2 separate regions of the Homo sapiens genome follow, and region 1 is linked to region 2. Evidence: chromatin loops called from intact Hi-C (ENCODE). Cell type or tissue: mammary epithelial cell. All regions are shown on one strand.

The links. Hi-C counts contacts between places; a loop is a spot of excess contacts. Peaks named below come from ENCODE experiments on the same cell type or tissue, not always from the same donor. Only the 100,000 strongest peaks of a DNase experiment are listed, where the experiment ranks them.
Region 1: a loop joins it to region 2, with 6 times the contacts of the local background. A loop is called at or near these places in 4 of 110 quality-filtered maps.

What each region holds. Positions count from the first base shown.
Region 1 is chr4:14,164,474-14,172,473 of GRCh38, forward strand. LOC124900670 (a long non-coding RNA gene) reads left to right here and starts at 1,368. Exons shown (of 2, transcript XR_007058058.1): 1 at 1,368-2,071. RefSeq lists enhancers at 1,208-1,257, 5,652-6,223, 7,282-7,947, 7,948-8,000. In mammary epithelial cell, no CTCF peak of the experiment used is centred here; DNase peaks (open chromatin) are centred at 3,618, 4,608 and 5,238; H3K27ac peaks cover 2,609 bases.
Region 2 is chr4:13,984,356-13,992,355 of GRCh38, forward strand. No RefSeq gene overlaps it. Among named protein-coding and RNA genes, the nearest start is that of LINC01085, 120 kb to the right of the region's middle. In mammary epithelial cell, no CTCF peak of the experiment used is centred here; DNase peaks (open chromatin) are centred at 4,256 and 4,756; H3K27ac peaks cover 1,948 bases.

The DNA.
Region 1 (8,000 bases), 180 kb after region 2:
CCGAAAGATCAAATACTCTCCTGAGTCCTTCTTTTCTCTCCACGAACTTGCCAAGAATTCTGGGATCAACTCTATTTCCATAAAACAGGAAGAGAGAAAAGGAAAATTATAAGGCCCCTTGGGGTCACTGGTATGTGGCTATAGTTCGTCTTTTACTGGTCTCTGGTAATATTTTCACTCACCTTTGTGTCCTTGACTTATAGCCTGTAACATTTCACCATTTCATAGTTACAGCTCTCTGTATTACATACAAATGCATGGCACAGTTCTGACACAGATGCCTTGTGAATATCTAGGCCTGCATTGTCCAATATGGTGAGCACTTAAGGACTAGAATACTTGCAATATGGCTAATCCAAATTGAGATGTACTGTCAATATAACATACACTGGATTTGAGAGATTTAGTACACAAAGGATAATATAAAATGGTGTATCAATAGTATTTGATATTAGTTATTTTTTGAGATGATAATATTTTGGATATACTAGGTTAAAAAAAGGTAGTGTTAAAATTAATTTCATTTTTTGATTTTGACTTTTTAAAATGCAATTACTACTAAATTCAAGATTGCATATGGGACTTGCATAATATTTCTATTGGACATTGCTATTTTAGTCTTTGGTGTTTTCAGGTTACTTGCATAGACTACATCTTTCCCCATGATAATTTCCTCTCTGGTGAACTTGTTCTTTATTGCTAGCACCCTTCAGTTCTGACCATCCTAATTCATCAGAGACGTTCAAATATTGACTCCTAAGAGCAAAAGGAGTCAGAATCTAGGTTCTTTTTATCTCAGGAGGTTTCTTGGCCCCTATGCAAATTTACTTGTCCTTGCCTTATCAACTATGCATATCAATGGGAATTGGGAGTTCACTTTCTTGTTCATTATACATGCATCCCCCTGTCTTCCACTGAAATTTAAATCTGTTCTAGTGATTTTTTCTCAGAACAGAGACAACGTGCTGTCCCCACCCAGAAAAAGGTAATGCTCAAAGCTACATAATTTATCATGCAACATGACAAGCCACTGGATGCCTATTTTACAATCTGGATGCCTATTTTACAATCTGGATGCCTGTTTTACACTGGATGCCTATTTTACAATCTGTAAAATAGGCAAAGAGCTGCATGGCAATTTGCCTAAGTCCAGAAGGTGGCTAAAATTGGGACCAGTAATAACAACAAAAAATAACCAGGAGGAGATGAAACAGTTAAGGGTGTTTAAATGGTGCCCTCAGTTCATCTAAGAAAGAGGAACAGAAAGAATGAGCTCATGGGGATCAAAGATGTGGCACTCCCAGAAGCATGTGAGAGCTTCAGGCCTAACTTGTGCATAACAGAGTTGAAGAGCTGACACGGTGCTTACTAACTCATCAGAAGCAGAAGCGCCCTGGTGATTCTATGCCACACCACCATTCCCCAGGAAAATGTTCTCCACTGAGACAAAATCCTTAAATTTTTAGAATGGCCTTATTATGGATTACAGCAAACATCTCAGCACATCTTTCTCAGCAAGGATCTCAAAACAGCATTGGGATGGCCTTATTAATAGATCCCTTACGAAAACTCAGAAAAGTTAGAGAGGCACTCAGAATCTTCCTAAAATATGAAATGTTGAAATCTGGATTCTTTTTTTACCATGACTGCAAAATGTAAGCCACTACTTGGGCTCACCTTGTTGAATCAGATTTCTTCTACTTTGCCATTTTGATGATATCACTCCCAGGTATGTTTTTTTCTTTTTTTTTCCTTTTCTTTTTCCTTTCTTTTCTCTTTCTTTTTTTTTTTTTTTTTTTTTTTTGAGACAGAGTTGTGCTCCTGTTGCCCAGGCTGGAGTGCAATGGCACGATCTCTGTAGGCTCACTGCAACCTCCACCTCCCCAGTTCAAGCAATTCTCCTGCCTCAGCCTCCCGAGTAGCTGAGATCACAGGAGCCTGCCACGACGCCCAGATAAATTTTTGTATTTTTTTAGTAGAGATGGGGTTTCACCATGTTGGCCAGGCTGGTCTTGAACTCCTGACCTCCAGTCATCTGCCCACCTATGCCTACCAAAGTGCTCACTCCCAGGTAAGTTTTTGAAGTAACTACTCTGAAAATACCAGGCAACTTTTTAATCTATTCAGTGACACTGCCTACAGTGGCCCTCCTTACCAGCTGCAAAATGTTGAGATGTTAAAAGAAGTCCTAATTTTTCAAATGAGAATGGAAAGGAGGAAGAGACCTTGACTTTATTATACTGCTTGGCTGTCATATGCCAGGAAACATAGAATTTGGGGTATGCCTACAATGCATAATTAAGGTTGGAGATTGGTAATGGTGGAATGGTTTGAAGTCCTGGGCTGAGACAACCAATGGACTAACGATGAAGAAAAGGCTCTTCTGCTCAGAATAGCCTTCTCCCCACTTAAGTCTCTCCTAAAGAGGATCATCAGAGCAAATCTGTGACTAACAATTCTAAACTTGAAGTGGAGACAGATGTTCACAAATATGTATACGAATATTTAGCTAAAAATAACTAAAATAAGACAAAATGTCTTATTTTCAGTAGCTAAAAATAAACTAAATGCTCACCAACAGTTGATGGGCATAAAAGGGTGGCATATTGATTCAGTGGAATACTGTTTAGCAACGAAAAGTAACATACTACTCATAAGCATAACTAAATTGACAAATCTCAAAAAGGTTATGTTTAGTCAAAAGAAACTGGAACAAAGAACTGTATATTGTATGATTCCATTTATATGAAGTTCTAGAATAGGTAAAACAATTATGATGACAGATTGTTATTATTTATTAAACAATTATGACGACAGATATTGGAGCAGTAATCGTCTCTAGGGCATGACCCTAGAGAATTGACCAGAATGAGGTACTAGAAGGGACCTCTATAGGATGACGAAAATATTCTGTTACTTGAGGGTTTGGATGCACAAATTTATTATGCATTTGTTAAAGCTCATCAAAATGCACATAAAATCTGCTTTTTATTATATGTAAATTGTGCCCCATTTAAAAAAATGGTAAAAGAAAAATGCTTCATACCCTTTCCCAAATTTAAATGGAATTTCCTTTTACAGTAGCCATCAAGAGTCTATAGATTCACCCCGATGTTAAGAGCTTATCAATTTTATCAATCTTATTGCCTTCTCTTCTCCACGGATTCTTTTTTTTGAAATTGTCTTTCACTGTTTTCCTAAGAAACAGGCAGAAATTGAAAAGTAACTGAACACAAATGGGATTTTCTAACCAGAGAAAATGCCTGTCCAAGCATTGGCCTTTAAGAGAAGAGAGAACAATTCTCCCTTCATCAGATATCTAATTTCAGAGACTGTTTTAATGATAATTGGCCTTTAATGATTTCCTTCACAACTAGCAACTAACATTTGAGACAGAATTTAGAGTTTGAAAAAAAAAAAAAAAAAATCTCAGGTTATTCCAGTCACTGTTTTACAGGGACTGGCATCTGAAAAAAGCATCTTGTTTTTCCAACAGCAACTAAGTTAAAGATAACATGGCTTTAAAATAGAGAGATAAACTGGTTTTACTACATACTTTGACCATTTTCTTCATGGTTAGTCAGCAGTTTAATCTAGCCTTTCGTTCATGTCTTCGAATTCATCACATTCACACAAAGTACATGATGACTAAGTAAATCTGAAAATAAAGTGCCCAAAGGCAGATTATTTGCCACATACTTTATGATATTTAAAATCCTGAGAAGGTAAGCAGTCTTGTCTCAGTTGATGTAAAAGTGGTCTTAAACACACATCAACTACGAAATCCTACTAATGCTAACTGATAATAACATTGATGTTCCAATTTCCTGACTTGTTGATTGCCAGTTTGGCTAGTTTTCTTTGACCTATAGTCGTAAGATGGTGATGACGTTGACGATGACGGTGGAAAAGCTTATGAAAATGTTGGCTATCAAGAAGATTGTGAGCAGTGAATTTATTTCCTACTGCAATTTTACACTAAAACTTTCACATGGTGACTTGTTTTCTCTCCATTCTTTTGCTCGTATTCTCTTACAACATCAAGATTATGTTCTGTGCCTAACAAGCCCATTCAATGTTGTCTTCCACAGCTTTCAGACAAGCTCCTTTCCAATTAGTGAAACTTTTCTTCTTCCCATCAAATGATAAATACATGATTATTCTGATTTTAATATGAACATTCCAGCTGGCATGAAAATAACTCTCTAATTGCAAAAGAACAATTTATTACCTTTATATGCATTTTTTTTTTTTAGCATCCATTGAGTATTTATGTGGCATAAGGCACTATGGTTGACAGACATAAAAGTACATACCCATTAACTAATTACTGATGCATTAATATATGTATTGATATACATAGAGATAGAGATGATAAAGCTATAGAAAAACTATGAAATCATGAGCAACTGAATTTGCTGAAATGGCTGTATTATTGGACATTGGTTTTCAAAAGTTCAAACGACTGCAGTGAAAGTTTTTATTTTAAGAGCAATCATTGAAAGAATCAACTGACCTTGCTGTTCTCTGTCTCAAGTCAGAAAATAAACAGAGAAAGTGTATCTTAGTGGTTTGCAAGTGATTCAGAGCAGGATGCTCAGCTATTAGAAAGTCATCGATTCGGCTGGAGGAAATGAGTTGGCTGAAGCACGAGATATAAGCCAATGCCCAGGATTGTGAGGTCAGGGCAGGATGCCAAGATGAACTACATTTCCTGGCAAGAATTCAAGCTCATTGCCAAAGGCCTTGCTGTTATTCTGAATCCAGGTTTTGTAACCTTTTCAAAAACTCTTACCTTGATATTCAATATTTTTCATTCAACCTTTCTATTTTTCAAGATGCACGATATTAGTATGACATTTATATAAATTTAAATGCAACCTAAAAATCCACATTTTAAGTTAAAATCCATTCACTGCTTTAAGGCTATTTTTTTTAGGGTGACAATCAACATTGTCCATTAACTTTATTTTCAGACATATCTCTCACCCTGGAAAATAAGCAAGCTTGCCAGGAATGTTACTCAGAAAAAAAAAATTAATGGTTCAAAAATATTAAAGCCGTTAGCCACTGCTGACCAGACTGCTTCAAATAATGTGTATTGGGAAGGGTCATGACTGGATGGGAAACCAGCAGACATCAGTTCTATTCTGGGCTTGACTTCCACGTGACCTTCTCAATTCACTCAATTTTTCTGTGGTTCAGTTTGCTCAGGTTTCAAAAAAATGGAATGATAATACCAGGATGTTGTGGGGAGTCATCAGATTAGCAAGAAGCTTTGGACTCTTGAGACACACCTAATGTAGAAATAGATGATATCCAAGACTTGCCTCAGAACAATACATCTTGTATTCTATGTACTGTATTCTCCTTTTTTCTTCTCTCATTGTTTTAAAGCCCCATGAATTATTCCTTTCAGACACTGCATTGTTGTTTTGAATTGTTGCTCGGTAACAAATGATGAGATAAATGTTTCAGGGGCGTCCATGTGAAGAGACCACCAAACAGGCTTTGTGTGAGCAATAAAGCTGTTTATTTCACCTGGGTGCAGGTGGGCTGAATCCGAAAAGACAGTCAGCGAAGGGAGATAGGGGTGGGGCCGTTTTATAAGATTTGGGCAGGTAAAGGAAAATTACAGTCAAAAGGGGTTTGTTCTCTGGTGGGCAGGAGTAGGGGGTCACAAGGTGCTCAGTGGGGGAGCTTTTTGAGTCAGGATGAGCCAGGAAAAAGACTTTGACAAGGTAATGTCATCACTTAAGGCAAGGACCGGCCATTTACACTTCTTTTGTGGTGGAATGTCATCAGTTAAGGCGGGGCAGGGCAATTTCACTTCTTTTGTGATTCTTCAGTTACTTCAGGCCATCTGGGCATATACGTGCAAGTCACAGGGGATGCGATGGCTTGGCTTGGGCTCAGAGGCCTGACATTCCTGCCTTCTTATATTAATAAGAAAAATAAAACAAAATAGTGTTGAAGTGTGGGGGGTGGCGAAAATTTTGGGGGGATGGTATGGAGAGAGAGAATGGGCGATGTTTCTCAGGGCTGCTTTGAGCGGGGTTAGGGGTGGCGTGGGAACCTAGAGTGGGAGAGATTAAGCTGAAGGAAGATTTTGTGGTGAGGGGTGATATTGTGGGATTGTTAGAAGAAACATTTGCCGTGTAGAATTATTGGTGATGGCCTGGATACGGTTTTGTATGAATTGAAAAACTAAAAAATGGAATAAGAGAAGGAGAAAAACAGGTATAAAAGGTCTAAGAATTGGAGGACCCAGGACATCTGATTAGAGAGTGCCTAAGGAGATTCAGCGTAGTCCTGCCAGCAAAGATTATTTACTTCAAGAGTTTAGAGTGGCAGTTTGGGGATAGCACCAGGAGATATCAGCTGTGATGGCTTGGAGAAACAGTGTAAACCGGCAGTGTAAACAAGAGCAGGGCATGTATGAGTAGTTGAGAACGGTGAATAGGAGTATGACTGGACAGAAGATAGTAGGGATGACAAATTTTTTGGGGCACAGTCTAAGTTGGTCTGGTGTCTGGAATGAGACTGGGGCCTAATAAAAAGGAGCATCTATACAGGAGCTCAAATGGGCTGTACCTTGTAGCATTCCGAGGACAGGCCTGAATTCTGAGAAGGGAAAGTGGTAAAAGTATTGTCCAGTCCTTTTTAAGTTGGTGGCTGACCTTGGTGAGGTGTGTTTTTAAGAGACCATTAGTCTGTTCTACTTTTCCTGAAGACTGAGGACTGTAAGAGATATAAAGGTTTCACTGAATACTAAGAGCCTGAAAAACTGCTTGGCTGATTTGACTAATAAAGGCTGGTCTGTTATCAGACTGTATAGAGGTGGAAAGGCTAAACTGAGGAAATATGTCTGACAGAAGGGAAGAAATGACTGTGGTGGCCTTCTCAGACCCTGTAGGAAAGGCCTCTACCCATCCAGTGAAAGTATCTACCCAGACTAAGAGATATTTTAGTTTTCTGACTCGAGGCATGTGAGTAAAGTCAATTTGCCAGTCCTGGGCAGGGGCAAATCCCAGAGCTGATGTGTAGGAAAGGGAGGAGGCCCGAACAATCCCTGAGGGGTAGTAGAATAGCAGATGGCACACTGAGAAGTGATCTCCTTGAGGATAGATTTCCATGATGGAAAGGAAATGAGAGGTTCTAAGAGACGGGCTAGTGGCTTGTAACCTACATGGAAGAGGTAATGAAATGACGACAGAATAGAATGGGCCTGTGAGGCTGGAAGGAGATATTTTCCTTGGTCTAAGAACCATTTGCCTTGTGTGGGAAGAGATTGATAGGTGGAAGTTTCAGCAGGGGAGTAGGTGGGAGTGACCGATGTGAAGGAGAAAAACTGGCCGTGAGGGACAGAAGTTGGAGAGCTAGCTGCTTGTCTAGCCACCTTATCAGCATAAGCGTTGCCTAGAGCAATGGGATCTGACGCCTTTTGACGCCCCTTGCAGTGAATGACCCCAGCTTCCTTTGTAAGTAAAGCGGGCTTGAGTAGAGTTTTTATTAAAGAGGCATTAATGATGGAGGACCCTTTTGTAGTGAGAAAACCTCTTTCAGCTCATACGACCGCATGGTGGTGCAGAATATGAAAGGCATATTTAGAATCAGTATAGATATTGACGCGTAGTCCTTTTGCAAGAGTGAGGGCTTGAGTTAAGGCAACTAGTTCAGCTGGCTGAGGGGTAGTGGAGGGGGTCAGAGTGGTAGCCTCAATGATAGATGTGGAAGATACTATAGTATAGCCTGCCTTTGCTGGTGAGTGGCGATTAAGCCTGGTGGAACTGCCATCAATAAACCAAGTGTGATCAGGGTGAGAAACAGGGAAGAAGGAAATGTGGGGAAATGGGGTGAACGTCAGGTGGATCAGAGAGATGCAGTCATGAGGGTCAGGTGTGGTATCCAGAATAATGTGAGAGGCCGGATTGAAGTCTGGGCCAGGAACAACAGTAACTGTGGGAGACTCAACAAAGAGTGAGTACAGCTGAAGGAGC
Region 2 (8,000 bases):
TAATCTGTACAACAAAGCCCCATGACACAAGTTTGCCTATGTAACAAACCTGCACTTGTACTCCTGAATGTAAAGCAAAAGTTTAAAAAAAGACCTAGAGACTCTTCCCTCCCAGTCCCATCAGGTCCCTCAAGGAAGCCTCTTGCTGCAGTCTAAAGACACACACATACATGAAAGCACAAGTTAGTTAAGTCATTTGTGCTATATATTGATGAACAGCAGGACATACAATTGACACAGGGAGACGGAAAGTTTAGGTTCACATTTCTAGTTCTTTCTTTTCCTAGCAGACCTACATAAAAAGCCAAATTATAATCAGAACTTTGCCTGGTGGGAATAAAATCAGAGCAAAGGCTGTTTAATGGATTTGGAAGTATAGTAACATCATGGGACAGTCTGATATCTCCATCTTCCATTTGGGATGCTTTTGCCAAATGAGAATGAAACAGTGTTATTTCTTTCCTTCCTTAAAGATCTATGATTTCATAAACCTCAGTTGCTAAGATCAAGTTCTCAGAATAGAAGGGGTTAGGGGAAAAACAATTTAAATATTTTACTAAATACACTTAAAAGACAGAATGGATTGGTATTGTAAAAGTATTCACTTGCTTTGTAAGCCAGATTCATGGCTATGAAACCCTGCTCCAATAAATAAGCTTCTCCTGGATTGCTTTCTTCCTTGTTCAGGAAATATTACTGCAGCATTGCAATCTGCTGAGACCAAATATTTCACCAGCTTTATGTTGTGCAGTGTGTACCTCTCTTTCAGCTTTTTAAACCAGCTTTTTCTGGCATGGTATTTGTTGGCTTTTGCATGTGTGTGTGTGTGTGTGTGTGTGTGTGTGTGTGTAACTTTTTCATAGATCTCAAAAAAATGTCCAGCTGTTTCACAAGTTACAAACACATTGCCTGGCTCTGACTGTCTTTTGGATGGATTTTAGATAAGGTGGCTAGGGAAGACTGAATTAAATTTAAGCAATTAAATGAAGGAAGGAATCATTCAAAATTTGGGAAAAGAGAATCCCAGGCCAAGAGACTAGTCATTGTAAAAACAGAAAGAAGGCCAGGACCAGAGTGGAATTGCATGAGTTGGAGAGAGGTGGGGGATGAAATATACTGGGGCTCAATCACATGGGGTTTCATGGGTCATGTGAGGAGTGTGGGGGTTTGTCCTCAAGGTGATAGGCAGCTGCTACAGATTCCAGAGTATTTGATCATTAGCATGACCTTGGAGAGGGCTTGGATCACACTGTACTCAGCGGTTGTGTGGTTCCCTTTTTTATGTTTCCATGCTGGTCAGCTTACTTGTGGCCAAAGTATTTTTTTCTCTAGATACGTTAATGTCTTCATTGAGGTTAGCCTTCATCCTGCTGGCCTCGGGCCCACTCTGTTTCTGGGAGGTGACTTTGCATATCTCATTCTAACTGTATTAATTTTCTAGTTTAACTCTTTGTGGTACAATTTCTTAGTTCTTGGGGTGAATATCACTATTACCTTGATACCCATGTACCAAAAATATTATCATACACACAGTTGCTTTAGGAATTCAGGCCAACAACAGGTTTTTAAAAAATGCTGTTTGGAGTCCAGGTGTGTTGGGAGCTCTAAAAGCAAAAGCCAGACTGAAAACACTCAGCATTCTGAGAGAGAGAGAGGGAGAGTTAGAAATAGACACTTACGTCATCCGTTTATTCCCTGCATTGATGCAGTCCAGACGGATGATGGCCTAGCATTTTGGATTTGTCTGCTTTCCTTATTAATTCTCCTCTCAATTCTGCTTTTATTATCTACAATGACAATGACACACTATCCCTAGGCTGCTTCTAAAGTCATCTAACTGTCACTAGAGCAATATAGGCTGGCATCTTTTTGCACAGTAAACAAATTAAAGTGCTCCTGGTATCTGAACATCTTGATTAAAGCATCATTGTCATTCTTATGATTACTACTATTTTTTGGAAACCTACTGTGTACAAGGCATAGTTAATAGCTTTACATAAAATATTTCACTTAATTGTTGCAACAGTGCTTTAAAGCTGAGGGTCATTCGTTGAATATACAGAAAACGAAAGGAGTCCGAGAGTGCTAAAGCACATGTCCGTAATCAAAGTCTATTTCTAAGGCAGACCTGCACATTCATGCATCCCAAGCTTCACCCACTTTATTCTGTGCATCCCTTTAATTCCAGACTGTTCTCGACTACCTCCCTTCGAAAGGCTTTTTCTTCTCCCTGAGATTTCCATTCACCTTTGCTTTCTCTACTCAGAGCCTGTCTTCAAAATCTTTCAAGGTTACAATTACTCTTTTTTTTCTTTTTTTGTCTCTCTAATCTCTGACGTCACAGACTGTCATTGCTGCAGGAGGCCTTGGAGATTATTTTCTCTGGATGTTGCCAATCTTGAGTCTCCAAATAGTCGACTTCCAGCTGTTTTCAATATTCAGAAATATCTAGTTAAATCACAGCACTGTTTGGTTTGTACAACTCAAATATAAAGTTAAACAATTATTACTTGATGAGTATAATTTGTCTAGTAGAGAGACCCATGGTGGGGTAAGTGGAGAAGAAAAAAATTTTTTTGGTGAAAACTCAGAAATAATACCAATTTGGTCTTGTTTGCTCTTTTATAGATGACTCAACTGATGTCCACTGGGAGGAAAAGTGAATGTAGATTAAGGTTTACCGTGAATACAAATTAAGCTTAGGTTGCCTAACTATTCTATCTTTCCAGAGAGTGGCAGAACAATCATTCATGGAGAATTTATTGTTACTTCCAATTGAATAGCACTGGCTATTAAAAGTTTCTGCTTTTCTGTAGTTTTTAACCTTTGGTTCAAGTTCTCTGGAGCGTCACACAATGGCTCTTGTTACTATTACAAGTGATGCCTTTCAGCCATGGGGATATGAGAGTGATGGGCTCACTGTTAGATATGCCAGCACCAGGAAAGAGGTTATGGCCATCTTCATGCAGACCATGACTGATAAGTCAATTGTTTTCCTTAACAAGGTCTATGAGCCATGTGCAGTGGCTTATGCCTCCTAGCTCTTTTGGAGGCTGAGAAGGGAGGATTCATTAAGCCCAGAAGTTTTAGAGCATCCTGGGCAGCATAGTGAGACCCCATCTCTTAAAAAAAGAAAAAATTTAGTCAGGTGTGGTGTCATGTGCCTGTGGTCCCAGCTACTTTGGAGGCTGAGGCTGGGGGAATCCCTTGAGCCCAGGAGGTTGAGGCTGCAGTGAGCGATGTTTGTGCCACTGCACTCCAGCCTGAGTGACACAGTGAGACCTGTCTCAAAAAACTGAAAACAAACACACACACACAAAAACAACCCGCATGAGTCTCTCTGTCATTTGACGCTGTTTGCTGCTTCTGCCACATGTCTTAGAGCTTTGAATTGCAGATGTACTTAACTACCTGAACTTCTGCCTATGTCCTGGGTTCCTTCTTTCTAGAGTATTCTCTGTCCTACTCTCTTCCCCAGATTTACTTCCTCTGGGAAGCTTTCTACCACATAAAATGACTGGATAAGTTCCTCTAATACCTGCTTCAATTGTACCTTGAGTGTTTTCTTGTATATAACATCCAATTATTTTTAGCGACTCATTTCTCTCTCTTATTACTAGGACTGTGTGTTCCTAGTGGCCAGGAATGATATTTTACTCTTACTCTCTTAGCCTTAAGGTCTAGTGCTTGACTGAGATACATAATGGGTTTCTAGTGAAATGAATGACTGGATAAATGAATGAATACATTTTGCAATAACACAATTTTAACCTCCTTGTCTTTTCCTTCATTTACTCACCTAGAGCTCTGCGTAGCATTGCAAAGCCCCTTCCAGTGTCTTTTCCAAGCCCATGCATCAACTCGACTTATACTCTTTCATTATCATGGCAATAGGAAGTGGGAAGTTTAGAAGGAAGAGAAATGGGATGAGGGAGGGAGGAACAGAGAAGGAGTAGCCAGGAAGAGGTAATCACATCAGAATAAAAAAGTTTATTTCATTGATGAGGAAACTGAGACTGAGAAAGGAATGTGACTTACGTAAGTCACACAGGAGAGACCAAAACCTCGTTTTCTGGCTGCCGACCCTATGCCTTTCCACTGTATATGAATATTTCAGCAAGTGCATCTGCCACACACAGACAAAGACATACTGGTTCATTTCCAAAGACAACAATCTCATTGTCAGGGTCATGGGTTGAAATTTAAAGAATTATTCCTGATTTCAACACAGCCTCTCACTTGGAGCAATGACTCAGGCTAATTTTGCAGGCGGCATGTTTTCCTTTGAGATTTCTCACCCGATCTGTTCCCCATCTCCTAGATTGCATAAGGGTAATGATGAATTCCTTGACTGGATCCCAACTTCCCGAGGCTCAAAATAATCACTGTTCTGTTTTCCATGGGAGATGAAGATATATATTAGGATTTTAACATTCTTTGAATATCCACTTTGAAAACAGGAGACATCCGCGGCAGGTGGGGCTTGCAAATGATATTTCTAATCAGATGTTCATCCAGAAAGTAATTAACTTTAGGAAAGTAAAGGCCCTAGAGGCTTCTGAAAAGATTTCCTTACTCTCAATTCTCCCTGAGCATTGCTTGATATTTGCCTCCCCCTGAGCTGTAGAGCCCAAAGGGAAGATGAGAAGCAAGTCCTGCTGATATGGATGCGGATCACATTTGCGTGACTCAGAGCTGTGGGGTAAGAAGCCTTTCTTCCAGCTGTCCTCTCACCACCCCAACCCCAGAGCCCTCAAGGTTGTGTTTTCTCATGTTTGTGAATTGCTCAGAGCTCTGCCAGGCTTTTCAGTTTTATCTGGCCTTCTGCCTTGGCTGCCTTGCCTCTCCTTTTAGGAAATCCAAGGGTGGAGAAATGAATAATCTGTTTCTGAAGTCAGAGAGACATGAGTCTAAGCCCTGGGTCGCCACTTCCTAGCTGGGTAGCAGTGGGCGAGCTGCAGCCTCTTTCTGAGTCTCTGTTTCTTACTGATGACCTGGGTTATTAGAGGACCATTGAGACAGCCCACCCATAAACTCCTAAGAAAGCACTCGGCTTGATGCCTACTTCCTAGAGGTTTCTCAGCAGTGTTCCTATTATTGCTAGCTCCATCCTGTCTTTTTGTGATAAAACCATGTTTGGATAGAGTTTGGCTAGTGCGTTAGTTTCCTAGGGCAGCTGTAACAAAGTACCATAAAGTGGGCATCTTAAGACAACAAAAATGAAATGTCTCACAGTACTCAAGGCCAGAGGTCCTAAATCAAGGCATTGGCAGGGCCACGCTCCCTCTGAAACTTGTAGGAGAGTTTTTCCTTGCCTCTTTCTAGCTTCCGGTGGTTTGCTGGCAATCGTTGGCATTCCTGGGTTTGCAGCTGCTTAACTCCAGTCTCTGCTCTTGTTGTGACACGGAGATCTCCCCATGTGTCTCTGTCTTCACATGCCATCTTATAAGGGCACTAGGCATGAGCTCATCTTAACTAATTACATCTGCAACAGCCCAATTTCCAAAAATGGTCGCATCTGAGGTACTGGGGACTAGGACCTCAACATATTTTTATTGTTGACACGATTCAGCTTATACGAGGTAAATACTACATTATATGCTAAAATATTTTAGTCTATTTAGTCAGTGTAAAATACAAACTTCTGTCTTGATTAGATTTCACTTGGGAAATGTATAATTTATTTGGCTTCATTAGTCTACTTTTTCGTCTTTCTCCTCTATTCCAAGCCTCCTAGCCACTCTTCTCACTAATCCATGATTCGCTCAGCATCCAGTGTTCTCTCCCTAATATCTTCTCCTTTCTAGAACAATCATCTGTCCAGATCAGTCATCTTTTTTTTCCTAGGATGAAGGTCAAATTTCTCACCTTCACACAAATTCTCTTTCAGGAGCTGCCCCTCATTTACCTGTGGGGTGACTAACTGTCCCAGTTTGTCCTGGAATGCCCTGGTATTAGCATTAACATTTTTGCACCCTGAGAAACCCTTCTGTCCTGGACAAGCCAGTTTTCACCCTGTTACTTTTCTGCATGTTTTGGCTACAGATACTCTCCGGCTATTACAGATTTTGTCTTTCCACATGTGTGTTGCATTGGCATTAGCTGTTTGCTCATTGTGCTCTGCTGCCAATTACATGTTTCTTAGGGGATTGAAATCCAGACAAATCTGGGTTTGAATTTCAACTCTTGTGGCCTTAATAAATGCATACTTTATCAGTGTCCATCAACATCAAAAAAAAAAAAAAAAGCAAAAGGGGCATAAAACTATATATCCTTTGGTTGTAGTGAGGGTAAATTAGATATGATGAATAAACCACCTGGCAGAGTGCCTGACAGATACTGGGTATTGCAGAAATGGTAGATGGTTTTTCACTGGTTGGTATGTGTGTATACTGCAGCACAACTGTGTTCAGTAAGTGCTTTCTGAATGAAAGCTCAAAGCTCCAGAGCTCGAATCTCTTGAGCAATGATCTTCCTATCTGTCATTTTCTCTCTCTGACTTAAATCTATTCTCTCAGAGGTTAGCCTTACTAAAAATTTGGTTCAAAGCCTTGCCAAGTAATGTGAAATATGACAGATGTATTTCCTATGGATCTTTTACTCCTGGAATTTTCCATGTGTCAATAATTTCCTACCCTCCAGTAGATTTTGATCTAGCCAGATTCCTTGCCTGGTCCATGAAGGGAAAACAGAAAACTGAAAGACCTTGAACTCCTTCTTGTACTCCAGTTCTCATGAACTCAAAACACAAACTCATTTAAAGTTAGTGTGGCATCATCAGCTGAAAGCTGAGAGTAATTTAAAGGCTTTTCTTCTCTATCAGCTCCCTGAGCCCCTCCAAACAGAAGCATTTTAAACTGATGCCTCTTGAGAGTTCTGTGTATGGAGTGCTGAGAATGAATGAGATTGTCTCCCACCCCAGAGGGTAGCAGAAAAATTCTGATTGTGGCCAACTATCTTCAGCTTCTGGTTTTCCCTAAGATCCTTATTGTAGGGCCACTTGTTCTTTTTATCTAGTAGGTATTTGATGTCATGATGAGATTAATAATTCACAGAGTCTGGGCAGTATTTTTCCACTGAAGGCTGCGTGCAGAAAAAAAGCAGAGTGCTGGCAAAACCCGAGGGCTCCTGACGAGGTCAGATGCCTTGTGCTTCAGCAAGTGCTCAGAATCCTCAGTAACCCCTTCCTTGCTGAAAATGACACATAGAAAGGCAGGGATTTTTAAAGGACTTTTTGCTTTCTTGGCTGGGGTTAAAACGAGTTCAATTAAATAGACCTCTAGAGATGGCCGAACAACAACAGTGACAAAATGTAAATAAAATTTTAATTATCACTTCCAAATAATAATTTAAGAGGGATTATCAAATCATATATGATTAATTGTTATAGATGATGAGAAGGTTAGTAGGGGGAAGAGGAGGTGTGATCCATGACTCTTATTATTACTAGTGCTTATTGTGATTATTCCTAGCTACCATTTCTTTCAGTTCCAGGAATTCTGCATTGCATATGATATCTCCTCTGATTTTTACACCAATTTTTGGGATAGACAACATTATTCCCATCTAAAAAATGCAAAAACTGTGGCCAAGACAGTCAACAAGGCTTTTCAAAGGCCACAAAGGTGATAAGAGGTGGAGCCAGTGTTTGACTCTAGAGTTATATATCTTTGGACGTATATCACTGCTTTCTACATGTACTATGTCACCTTCCAGTAATAATTAAAAATTAATTGTCATGAAAAGGCTTCTTAGCATTTCACAGGGATATAAGAGTTTTGAGACCACTTATATCCTTTTCTACTTGCTTCTCACAGCAGCCCTGGGCAGGAACAGGTTGGGGATGACTACCTCCCACTGGCAAACGTAGAGCTTGGAAGGAGGTTAAGTGATTCCAAAGCCAACTAATTAGTGATCAAGACATTCCTAGAACTCAGAACTTCTGACTCCACCACTAGACTATTGTACTCTGTGTTTTAGAGAACAGAAGGGCTTATATC